4 separate regions of the Homo sapiens genome follow, and all the other regions are linked to region 2. A link is a contact called in ENCODE Hi-C or POLR2A ChIA-PET data. All regions are on one chromosome and are shown on one strand. The core of a region is the stretch at or near the end of the contact, and the rest is flanking DNA. Distances in the headings are between cores, read along the strand shown. Region 1 overlaps PLEKHA7 (pleckstrin homology domain containing A7). Region 2 holds the start of LDHA (lactate dehydrogenase A). Region 3 holds the start of NCR3LG1 (natural killer cell cytotoxicity receptor 3 ligand 1). Region 4 holds the start of NAV2 (neuron navigator 2).

Region 1 (2,700 bases), core at 64-2,563, 1.5 Mb before region 2:
GCCTCCCTAGTAGCTGGGATTATAGGCGCCCGCCACCACAGCCAGCTAATTTTTTTATTTTTAGTAGAGACAGGGTTTCACCCCATGTTGGCCAGGCTGGTCTCGAACTCCTGACCTCAGGTGATCCGCCTGCCTCGACCTCCCGAAGTGCTGGGATTACAGGCATGAGCCACTGCACCCAGCCATGATGTTCTTTTTGTATGACCCAATGGGATACATATTTTATGAAACATTTTTGGTTCCCTACTTATAAAAAATAATATATACTCCTTAGAGAAAAATGGAAAAAAGCTGTCTAGGAAAGCAGAGAGCTGAAGAAAAAATAAATCAGCTCTAGGCTCACCAGCCAGACAATAGGCTGAGAGCTCAATATTTAATTTTGTGCTAAATTAAATCCATTTTTTCACTTTACTATAGTGAAGACAAACTAATATAAGCCAAAAGTTTGAGAAAACTGCATGGGGGTTTATCCTTTCTCCTCTAAATTCCACCACTAGCAACTCATTTATTTAGGTAAGCATTATCCTTCCCAATATGTCTTTTCTCTTTTTTCGGGGGTGGGAAGGAACAGCTTTATTGAGATAGAATTCACATGTCAAACAATTCACTTAAAGTGTACAGTGTAGCTGGGCATGGTGGCTCACGCCTGTAATCCCAGCATTTTGGGAGGCCAAGGCCGGAAGATAGCTTGAGCTCATGAGTTCAAGCCCAGCCTGGACAACATAGCAAAACCCCATCTCTACAAAAAATACAAAAAAATTAGCTGGGTATGGTGGTGCACGCCTATAGTCTCAGCTACTCAAGAGGCTGAGGTGGGAGGATGGTTTGACCCAGGAGGTGGAGGTTGCAGTGAGTGGAAATCACACAGTGCACTCCGGCCTAGGCAGAAGAGCCAGACCTTGTCTCAAAATATAATAAAAATAAAGTATACAATGCAATGGCTTTTAGTATACTGAGAGTTATACGATCATCACCCCAATCAAATTTAAAACATTTCATTGCCCTAAATGGAAGTCCCATACTCTCTAGCGATCACCCCAGCTCCAGCCCTAGGCAGCCATAAATCCACTTTCTATCTCTCTGGATTTCCCTATTCTGGACATTCCATATAAATAGGCTTAGACACTAGGTCATCTTTTGTGACTGGCATCTTTCATTTAGCATAATGTTTACAAGGTTCATTGTTGCGTTCTTGTTGTAGCATGTACCAGTACTTCATTCCTTCCTATGGCCAGATAATATTCCATTATATAGACACACCACATTTTATTTATCCACCCATCAGTTGACGGACTTTGGGTTTTCACTTTGAGGATATTATGAATCATGTAGCTATGAATTGCGTACAAGTTTTTGTGTAGGTGGACATGGTTTCACTTCTCTTGGGTATATACCTAGGAATGGAATTCATGACTCATATGGTAACTTTACGTTTAACCTTTTGAGAACGTGCAGCTGGCTTCCAAGGTGGCTCCACCATTTTACACTTCTACCAGCAGTGCATCAGTGTTCCCACTTCTCTACGCCCTCACCAGCACTTCTAAAGTATCTGTCCTTTTTAATATAAACATCCTAGGGTGTGTAAAGTAGTATTTCATTACGGTTTTGTTTTGCATTTCCTTGATGGCTAATGATGCTGAGCATCTTTTCATTTGCTTATTGGTCATTTGTGTATCTTCTTTGGCCCAGCTTGTCTTTTAAACTGCAAGTACCTCTGGACAGAGACACTCCCTGAATTCAAATGTTACTTATTAGCTGAATTATCCTAGGCAAGTCATTTAACTTTTATTAGCTTCAGGTTCCTTCTCTGCAATGTAGAGATAATATTAACTACCCAACAGATGTGAGGATTGAAATAACACAGGTAAAGGACTTAGCAGACAGCTGGGCACACAATAAACAGTCAGCAAGTGACAGTTATTATTAACAACACCCTTATTCACACTTTACAATCCATAAATGCTTTGAAACAGCTCTTCCCATAAGGAGAGAGCCTAAGATCTGGGACAGAGAAGTTGGGAGCAAAGGGCAAGGGGAGCTCAAAAGAGTTGAATTAAAAGGAAAATGAAAACAATTACTTATGGGCCATTTTCACAGTCTTGTTTTAGTTATCATTGCCAAAGGTCAGCCTAGAGCCTACTCCTGCACCCTTCCAATCATGATGTAAACACCTAGTTCACTGTATTAAATCCATTTCTGTTTAGAAAAGCGAGAATAACTTCTCACTACTGCTACTGAACCCTGACTGAACAGGAAGGAAGGAAGGTCTTAGTCACAGCTCTATAATTACAGCCATGCACACGGCCTGGCATATAACATTAGGTGATCAGTAGCTGAAGTGAACCAAATGGAATCAATGAGTACATTAATGAATGGAATGAATAAATGGGCAAACAGAGCATGTTTGGGATGTTTGCTCAGTTAGGTGAATGAGGATCCCCTCATCCAGAGGGTCCCAGGGAAGGCTGAGATCAGTTCCCAGGACTGGCAGCCAAGGTTCTCATTGACCATCCATAACCCATCACCATTGCACAGACGCCTACATTAGAATATCTTTCATTTTTTTGTTGCCAACACTCAGGGATTATGGATTGTAGAGAATGCTGTTTTCCTGTATTTCTTAAAGTCATGAGAAGGTGAAAAGGCCTCCACTGTGCTTCTTGGCATATAAATAACTCACAGCATAAAGAAAGGGGAGTC
Region 2 (2,841 bases), core at 74-2,573:
TCAGGAAATTTTGGCATACTCAAGGGCTTACCAAATATATTTCATAATATACCCCACAGTGGGGAAGTATTGGTACAAATTAAAGAAGAGATGGAGGAGGGCGGGCTAGGCAATGGAATCAGCAAGAATACAGGCCCAGAGGTAAGTATGATAAGAAAACAAAAAATTGAGCTGGGCACGGTGGCTCACGCCTGTAATCCCAGCTCTTTGTGAGGCCGAGGCGGCCAGATCACTTGAGGCCAGGAGTTTGAGATCAGCCTGACCAACATGGTGAAACCCCGTCTCTACTAAAAATTACAAAAATTAGCCGGGCGTGGTGGCGCCTGGCTGTAATCCCATCTTCTCAGGAGGCTGAGGCAGGAGATTCGCTTGAACCCGGGAGGCGGAGGTTGCAGTGAGCCGAGATCAGCCCACTGCACTCCAGCCTGGGCGACAGAGCGACTCCGTTTCAAAAAAAAAAAAATTAATAATTAAAAAAAAAATCGCAGGGCAAGTGGGCGCGCTTGTAGTCCCAGTCACTTCGGGGAGCCGAGGTGGGAGGATCGCTTGAGCCAGAAGGTCGAGGCTGCAGGAAGCCATGATCACGCCACTGCCCTCCAGCCTGGGTGACAGAGTGAGACCCTGTCTCGAAAAATACCAAAAAACAAATAAACAAACAAAAAACCAAAACCAAAAAAACAAGCCACTGACAGTTCTTGGGTATGGTTGAGACTCGAGATGAGATGCCAGTGGGGTGGGCAGTAGAAAGTGCAGAATAAAATGTACATTTGAACTGAGTCACCCTGCAAGGCCTGAGAGGCCAAGGCTTCACTGTGAGTGGGAGCTGGTAGGCTTAGCAGCAGAGGGAAAAGCAGCGTCGAGTTTTGGAGGTCACTCGACTTAGGTAAGAACAGACTGACTGACTGCTAGGCATTTTCTTCCTTTCGTTCAACAAATATTTGTGGAGTGCCTATTACGTGCCAGAAGCTGTTCTGGACACTGAGAAACAGGGATGAAGAAGAAACAGATCCAAGCCTTCCTGAGAGTAACCTCCCCAGGTTTCATGGATGAGGAAACTGAAGGTCGTCCTGACTCAGGCTCATGGCTCCGACCCCGGCTTCTGTGGTTGGAGGGCAGCACCTTACTTAGACTCCCAGCGCACGTGGAGCAGTCTGCCGGTCGGTTGTCTGGCTGCGCGCGCCACCCGGGCCTCTCCAGTGCCCCGCCTGGCTCGGCATCCACCCCCAGCCCGACTCACACGTGGGTTCCCGCACGTCCGCCGGCCCCCCCCGCTGACGTCAGCATAGCTGTTCCACTTAAGGCCCCTCCCGCGCCCAGCTCAGAGTGCTGCAGCCGCTGCCGCCGATTCCGGATCTCATTGCCACGCGCCCCCGACGACCGCCCGACGTGCATTCCCGGTACGGTAGGGCCCTGCGCGCACGGCGCCAGAGGGATGGGCGGGTAGAGCCAACTGCCTCTGGTTCTGCTGGCCTCCGCTGCTCGCGAAGGGATTCCTGCTCCCGGGAGGTGTAGGAGCCGCTTTCCAGAAGCACAGCCCAGAGACGTCTGGGCGGCGGCCCACACAACGCATGTGTTCGGAGCTCGCCGCGCTCTGCTTTTGCTCTAAGCGGGAACCATGGCTTCTGGCCACGCTGGGGAACCGAGGAGGTGGCCGCACCCAAGCAGGGGTCGAAAGCCCGGGTGGATGCGGAACAAGGATATGATAGGCCTTAAGGGTGGGGGATACCTCTGGGCTCGAAATCGGCGGGCGGTGCAAAACTCGAGGTCCAGTTCTCGGAGCCCATAGAGCCAAAAAAGCCTCAGCTTGTCCGGGGCGGGTTCTTGAAAGACGGAAAGCGGCTGAGTACCACGCGGCTTGCATTTTTCTCTTGGGACGCTCGAGAGGTGGGCTCCGTGAGGGCAGCTGCTGCCTGCAGATTATAGGGAGCCCTTTGCGCATTTATTAAGAAGCTACTGGTGTATCTCGGGCTGCGCTAGGCACGGCGCATGCAAAGATGAAGCAGGCAGCATCCCAGCCCTTCCGCACCTCAGACGGTCAGTTGAGTAGGATCCGCCGGTACCAACTCCTCCTTTTAACAAATAGGGAGACCGAAAGCTAGGAGACAGTCAGGGATCTCTAAGTTCCCAGTGAGTAGGAGGCAGAGGTGAGGTGTAGAACTCGTTTTTGCATGTCTCTCGCCTCTAGACGCACCCTTCCCTCATCCCATGCCCTCCCACCTCCGCCCCTACATTAAAGGTAGCATTGGATCCCGGGGCCGTTCAGTGAAGCTAGCAGGTGTCCGCAGGAACTCCCTTCCCCCTGCCAGGCTAGAAACCTTACAAGGCTGTCTAGAAATAGCAGTGATTTGTAAGGAGAGACCCGGCTCCAGCTTGGTGACTCTGGGCTGACTGCCTGCCTAGAGGTCCTCTCGGATTTTTGCCCTTTGGAGTGGTGTCAAAACTAGACGTGATACTTTGGGGATGCAGCCTGTGATATTTCCTCCAGCGAATGCAGTGCAGGGTTGGATTAACAAGGTGGAAAGAATTCGAGGGTTCCACCAAGTAGCTATTAACTCTAGGGCTGCAGGCCTCAGGCCTTCTGCAGCTATTTCTACACTCCCTGTACTGAAACTATTTCTTCATACTGGGCCTGACAGGCCTTTGCAACAAGGATCACGGCCGAAGCCACACCGTGCGCCTCCCTCCCGGTTGGTTAACAGGCCCTGGTTTCTAGTATTGCGATTTAAAGTCTGGCGCTGGCTGCGCGCCAGACCTGGGAGGCTGCCAGCTAGGCTTCACGTTGCTGGCGTCTGCTTCGGGGCATTCATTAGGTCTGAAGTCTGAATCCCAGCTCCCTCCCTC
Region 3 (2,700 bases), core at 64-2,563, 1.0 Mb before region 2:
AAACCTGCCGGTTTTACCCTTTAGAGTAAAAAGGGTACAAAAAAATTACCAAAACAGTAAAAATTACCAAAAGAGTAATTTGATAATTTCTACAGGGTGATGTGTATGTGTCACAACTTTGTGAATCACTATTCTGGGCATGTATAAGAAGTCGTCATATACCTCCATTGGGAATGTTATTTAATGATGTCACTAATACCAGACAAGGATGTCTCCTCAGGTAAGGCTCCTTGGAGGAGGCAGAGGTTGAGAAGAGGTGTAATTTAGGTTTTAAAAATTCAATAGCTGGACTTAACCTTGCATATCTCTACCTGTTATAACGGTGGTCCGGAAGGCTGCGATCTGAAGGCCCCTCAGCTAGTTGCTGCCACTGTGGGCACTCTGCGCATCTTTCACTTCTGAGCTCTTTCTGTATGCACTCTGTTCTGCAGATAAGTGAGAATGTGACTATTTGCTTAGTCAGTGACAGTGTCTCTAACCCTGGAAAGGAAGCTTTTACTCTCTCAGTTTTAGAGACATGTGAACAGGCTGGGGATATGAGGTCACTTACCCACTGTCTTATAATCAGCAGATGGCATGGTTGGCATTGGAGTTTAGGTCTGTCTGTGCTTTTCTGTACATTACATCCTTTTTAATGATGCGAAGGAAAAATGCAGTAGGGTCAATGAGACAAATGGAATGCAGGTTGCTGGGGAAAGAATGCAGGTTCTGCGTTATAAATGCACACACATTTACTGTGCCACTTGGGTTCTGAACTTTGCGGTTAAATTGATTTAAAAACTGGTGTAGAGGTGGTAAAACTTAATCACCGAATGAGAATATTTGGGTTTGCTTCAGGAGGTCGCAAGCCACTTCTTGATTAGTAGAAATGGGAAATTAAGGGCCACCTTCAGGCGTTTAACTGAATTGTCCTGGGGATTTAATTTGCCTTTCGACTTAATGCTAAATTTTTGTTGTTTTTGGTTTTTAAAGTAATGTAAGTTTATCGCGCCAACGGTAAGATGTCGCTCTGGACGCGTGCACCTGCTCTCGCAATCACCGACTGCGGTCAGCATCTTCCTTAGAGCAGCGCCCCGGGCCACTTGGATCCCGGTCTCAATTTACTAAGCGAACCCAGAGGATGCCCCGAGTCCTGGACCGCAGAGCCGCTCGCGAGAGGCACCGGGGCTGTAACCGCGCAACCTCGTGCCGCGGGCGGAGGCGAGGGAGGATTCCCCGGCCGGTGCCCGCCCCCGGGCTAAAGTGCGGCGCGGGTGGGGCTGGTCACGCGCCTGGCTTCCTGCAGTGCGAACCTGGGAAATCCAGGCGACTTCGCAGTTGCCGAAGGGATCTGAAGAAGTGGGATGTGCAAAAGCGCCGGCTGGAAATCCCGGCTGTGTCTCCGTCAACTCTTTACGCAACAGAGGTCTCCCCCTGCCCTTGGTTTCTACCGGGCCGCCTGCTCCCACTCGGCGAAAAAAATTACACAACAGCAGCCGCGGCGATGACGTGGAGGGCTGCCGCCTCCACGTGCGCGGCGCTCCTGATTCTGCTGTGGGCGCTGACGACCGAAGGTAGGGGGCGGCTGGGGTGGGCTGGGGCGGGGGCTCCTGGCGCCAGAGGGTCCTCGCGGGTCGGCTCCCTAGCATCCCGCCAGGGGACCTCAACTTCCTGGGGGCTGAGAGCTCTATTTTCTTTTCTATTTCTTCTCCTTTTTTTTTTTTTTTTTTTTTGAGACGGAGTCTCGCTCTGTCTCCCAGGCTGGAGTGAAGTGGCGCGATCTCGGCTCACTGCAAGCTCCGCCTCCCAGGTTCACGCCATTCTCCTGCCTCAGACTCCCGAGTAGCTGGGACCACAGGCGCCCGCCACCATGCCCGGCTAATTTTTTGTACTTTTAGTAGAGACGGGGTTTCACAGTGTTAGCCAAGATGGTCTCCTTGACCTAGTGATCCAGCCGCCTCGGCCTCCCAAAGTGCGGGGATTACAGGCGTGAGCCCCCGCGCCCGGCCTGGGGGCTCTATTTTCAAGCGTCCCTCCTTTGTGAGAAGCGGAGTCCCCGATGCAACAGGTTTACATTGAAGGCCTGCCCTGTGCAGGGTCGACACCTGTGAGAGCGGAAACGGTGCTTCCTTGGATGTCGCGCGTTTGGTGCCTCGGTATTTGGCGCCTCTCTCGCATCATCCGAGGGGCCGGAGGAGAGAAGAAAATCAGGGAATCGGTAAATTGGAAAAATCATTCATCCGCATATCAGTGGGTCCTCCTGGCTTTGCTAAGTTAGGTCTTTACTGAGAGAGGGAGGGGAGTGTTTTGATCTTGTGGTGACCTTCAAACGTTCTCTTGCTTTTTTGGGAACTCGTATGGGCGTGTTCTGCGTTAACTTAAACAGGAGACTAAAAGGCTGAAACGCGTATGTAGAGATATTTAAACTCATTTCTAACTAGAAGAATGGCAATTAAACAACAAGATGCTGCTTGACCCTTACTAGGCTGGCCAAAATACGCTCCTGGGTGCCGGGTGGTGGAGGTGGAATGTAGGAATCCCGGAGGCGCGCTCTGGGCGCCCCGAGTCACTGCAGGTGGAGGAGAGCCGCGTGTGGACCTCACCGTGGAGACCTTGGCGGCAGCTTCACACCACGCCCTTGCTGCTTGCCGAGCAGCGTGAACGGATGTTGAAGGCGTAGAGCCAAGTAAACAGTGGACATACAATGCAATACCATTTCCA
Region 4 (2,700 bases), core at 6-2,505, 1.3 Mb after region 2:
AGAGTTAATAGCATCTGAGTTATTCTAAATCAATGCTATCAGCACTGAAGATCAGGCTATAGGGTGGGCACAAAGTGTCCTGGAAACAAAGAAGAAAGACAAATAGTTTATAAACAGAGATGACTTTGGGGGAAAGCAGCAGTAATTTAACAACAGGGAAAATAAAGCCCAGCTTTTATTGGTCTCTTACATTGCCAGGTACTTGTGCTAAATGACTGCCATGCACCAACCATCTCATTTAATCCAAACAACAGCTCATTAGGTAAATGTCGTCAAGCCTCCACCTTACTACATGTGAAAACAGAAGCTTTATAAGCATGCATGTAAGCTTAAATAACTTGCCCACTTCTAATCCAAGCAGTTCTACAGGGTGGGAGGCTCCTCATTCATAAATCGCGAAGGCTGGCCTGCCTGATCATCTCTCAGTTTCCTTCTTATTCTCATCCACTTTCAGTCAGCGAGGAAACCACAGAGCAACCCAAACAGCGAATTCGAGTCGAGGAACCTGTTGGGGCCAGTGCGTCCCAGGCGCGGACAGGGAGGGGCTCCATGAAACGCAGCAAGGTTTGGCCAGAGCCTGCCGGGGTCATGGAGCCTCTCCCGGCTTCTTCAGGCCACTCTAATTACAGAGTCTGTGGTAGGTTGCGTGGAGGAGCTGTCTCGGGGCGGGAAGCTTCCCTGCGTATTGTATTTGCCTATAAATACTTCAAATAGTTAAGTGAAATGTGCAGCCTTTGAAAACTGGAGAGGAAGCCGTTGGGAGGCCCCCCGCCCAGCCGGCCTGGAAGAGCAGGCAGAGAAATGGCTGGCGCGCTCTTAAAGCGGGAGACGAGCTTCGGCCCTGCCCAAGCCAGATGGGGGCAGCGAGGCTGCGGGCGTGACTCCGGAAGACTCAAACCGTTAAGGTGACCGGAGCAATTTGAAAAAGGAAACAAACTTCCCTCGAGCCGTGCCCGCGTGGCTCTGGGGCGGACGGTTGCGTTCGAAAGGGCATTTTTCAAAAGAAGGGTTTCAGGAACGCAGGGGTGTGGGCCCCCCGGGAGGCGCGCGGCCGGGGCAGTGCCGCAAAGCGGCCACCAGCCCGCTTTGTACTCGCGGCCAAGCGCGGCCCCAGAGTTTCGGCGGCGGCCAGAGTTTAGGCCACACCCTCTTTGCAGTGAGACCCGCGGCCGCTGATTGGCGCACCGTGGACCAATGGGCGCGCCGGGGCGGCCCCGGCTGTCAGCGCGCGCCGCAGCAGCGCCGGCAGCAGCCTGTCCTCCCCTGCGCTGAGCCCCGCAGCCAGCGCAGCCTTCCCGGGAAGCGCGGCGGCCGCTCCCGAGCGCAGCCCTGCCCGGCCCGCCAGCCGCGCGTCCCGGCGCCCGCGCCCCACGGCCACAGCCTTGCCTCTATCTAGCTCACGGAGCATGTGCAGACCCGCAGGCGCTAAGGTGCTCTCAGTCCGGGGGCCTTCTGGGCAGCGGTGACTGTCACCCCAAGAGAGACCTTTCGGGGGCTCTTGCCGCACCTCTGCTGCGTCGCGGGTGACACTGCGGTGCTCGCGAGCAGGGTGGCAGCTGCCTCTCGGTGGAGACGTCTTGGGACCCTTGCGCCCTTCTTCTCTCCTTCCTTCGCTGCTGTCTCCTTTCCTTCCTTGGCTGCTCGCTCTTTCTCTCGCCGGCTCAGACCCGTAGCCTCCGGAACGGGACTCGTGGGTCGCCGCCGCCTCTGTCTCTTCCAAAGGGGCCTCCTCACTTCGGAGATGCAGTGACAAGTTAATATGGGCGTCCAAGCCTCTGTTTCCCAGGAGGAAATTTGCAAGAGGCGGCAGCCCCTGAGCGCCCAGAGCTCTTGAAAGGCCACCCAGGAGAGGTGTGAGACCCGGCGGCAGCATCCGTCCAGGTGGGACCCGCTGAGCGCCGTGGCCAGTCCCCCATTCCCATCCCGGCACCCCAAAGGCGCGCTCGCCCGATTGCTTCGAGTTCCCCGACCTGGGGATTTTTTTTTTAGCCGCTGGTGGTGGGCGCCTCGTGGGCTAAGGCCCGGCGCCTGCTCTGCTACCCGCGCTGCCTTTAGCGGTCGCCCCCGCCGCCGCTGCCAGGGACGTGCTGGGAAAGCCCAAGCCCCGGGAGAAGATGCCGGCCATCCTGGTCGCCTCCAAAATGAAGTCGGGACTGCCCAAACCCGTGCACAGCGCCGCGCCCATCCTGCACGTGCCCCCGGCCCGGGCGGGCCCCCAGCCCTGCTACCTGAAGTTGGGAAGCAAGGTGGAGGTGAGCAAGACCACCTATCCTAGCCAGATCCCCCTGAAATCGCAGGTGCTGCAGGGGCTGCAGGAGCCAGCGGGGGAGGGGCTCCCGCTGCGGAAGAGCGGCTCGGTGGAAAACGGGTTCGATACCCAGGTGAGAGATGCCGTTTGCCGGGGTACTGTTCTGGAAGGATGGATGAATAGTTCTTTCGGGATGGTGTGGGAGAAAGGGCTGGATGGGAGAAGGGTCTACCATGTGGCCAGGGAAGGGAACCATTCCCCTTAGGCCGGCAGGTTGGGGGATGCGCGAGGAGAGTGGGCCGGCCGGTGGGTGTGGCCCGGGTGCCGGAGGTTTGCCTTAAGAGCTCTTCGAGACCTGGGATGGCGGGCACGTCTGCAGCATCTTCCTGGGGAGGAGGAAAGGTCGGGATGTTCTCAAAAAACGTGTGCATCGCTGGAAATGTGAGGTCCTG

The links. Hi-C counts contacts between places; a loop is a spot of excess contacts on that map. ChIA-PET counts read pairs that join two places held with the same protein, here RNA polymerase II (POLR2A). Pooled maps may share reads with other maps.
Region 1: a map with no recorded cell type shows a loop between it and region 2 (5-fold over the local background). The contact joins the enhancer-like site here to the promoter of LDHA in region 2. A Hi-C loop is called at or near these places in 1 of 37 single-sample maps with no recorded cell type and 6 of 50 pooled maps. POLR2A ChIA-PET finds 5 or more read pairs at or near these places in 1 of 52 experiments (activated T-cell).
Region 3: a map of endothelial cell of umbilical vein shows a loop between it and region 2 (7-fold over the local background). The contact joins the promoter of NCR3LG1 here to the promoter of LDHA in region 2. A Hi-C loop is called at or near these places in 2 of 168 maps with a recorded cell type or tissue (ascending aorta and endothelial cell of umbilical vein) and 10 of 50 pooled maps. POLR2A ChIA-PET finds 5 or more read pairs at or near these places in 2 of 52 experiments (OCI-LY7 and activated CD8-positive, alpha-beta memory T cell).
Region 4: a map of gastrocnemius medialis shows a loop between it and region 2 (8-fold over the local background). The contact joins the promoter of NAV2 here to the promoter of LDHA in region 2. A Hi-C loop is called at or near these places in 3 of 168 maps with a recorded cell type or tissue (endothelial cell of umbilical vein, gastrocnemius medialis and naive thymus-derived CD4-positive, alpha-beta T cell) and 12 of 50 pooled maps. POLR2A ChIA-PET finds 5 or more read pairs at or near these places in 1 of 52 experiments (Panc1).

Annotation. Positions count from the first base shown.
Region 1 is chr11:16,900,963-16,903,662 of GRCh38, forward strand. The region is part of intron 3 of PLEKHA7 (pleckstrin homology domain containing A7); the gene reads right to left. Among named protein-coding and RNA genes, the nearest start is that of SNORD147, 24 kb to the right of the region's middle. Within about 2 kb of position 1,314, at least 7 of the 41 ENCODE cell types and tissues checked have a DNase peak (open chromatin) inside an H3K27ac peak, as active enhancers do.
Region 2 is chr11:18,393,240-18,396,080 of GRCh38, forward strand. LDHA (lactate dehydrogenase A) reads left to right here and starts at 1,324. Exons shown (of 8, transcript NM_005566.4): 1 at 1,324-1,397. RefSeq lists enhancers at 619-1,283, 930-1,019, 1,284-1,949, 1,330-1,419, 2,684-2,841 and a silencer at 2,180-2,229.
Region 3 is chr11:17,350,487-17,353,186 of GRCh38, forward strand. It overlaps NCR3LG1 (natural killer cell cytotoxicity receptor 3 ligand 1), which reads left to right and starts at 1,314. Exons shown (of 5, transcript NM_001202439.3): 1 at 1,314-1,553. The coding sequence starts at 1,484. It overlaps LOC105376576 (a long non-coding RNA gene), which reads right to left and starts at 1,380. Exons shown (of 3, transcript XR_931094.3): 1 at 1,293-1,380; 2 at 551-688; 3 at 327-425. RefSeq lists a silencer at 1,136-1,255 and enhancers at 1,252-1,853, 1,854-2,455, 2,680-2,700.
Region 4 is chr11:19,711,582-19,714,281 of GRCh38, forward strand. NAV2 (neuron navigator 2) reads left to right here and starts at 1,256. Exons shown (of 38, transcript NM_145117.5): 1 at 1,256-2,381. The coding sequence starts at 2,115. It overlaps LEISA1 (lncRNA enhancing IL-6/STAT3 signaling activation 1), which reads right to left. Exons shown (of 1, transcript NR_015384.2): 1 at 1-2,700. RefSeq lists silencers at 961-1,490, 1,131-1,324.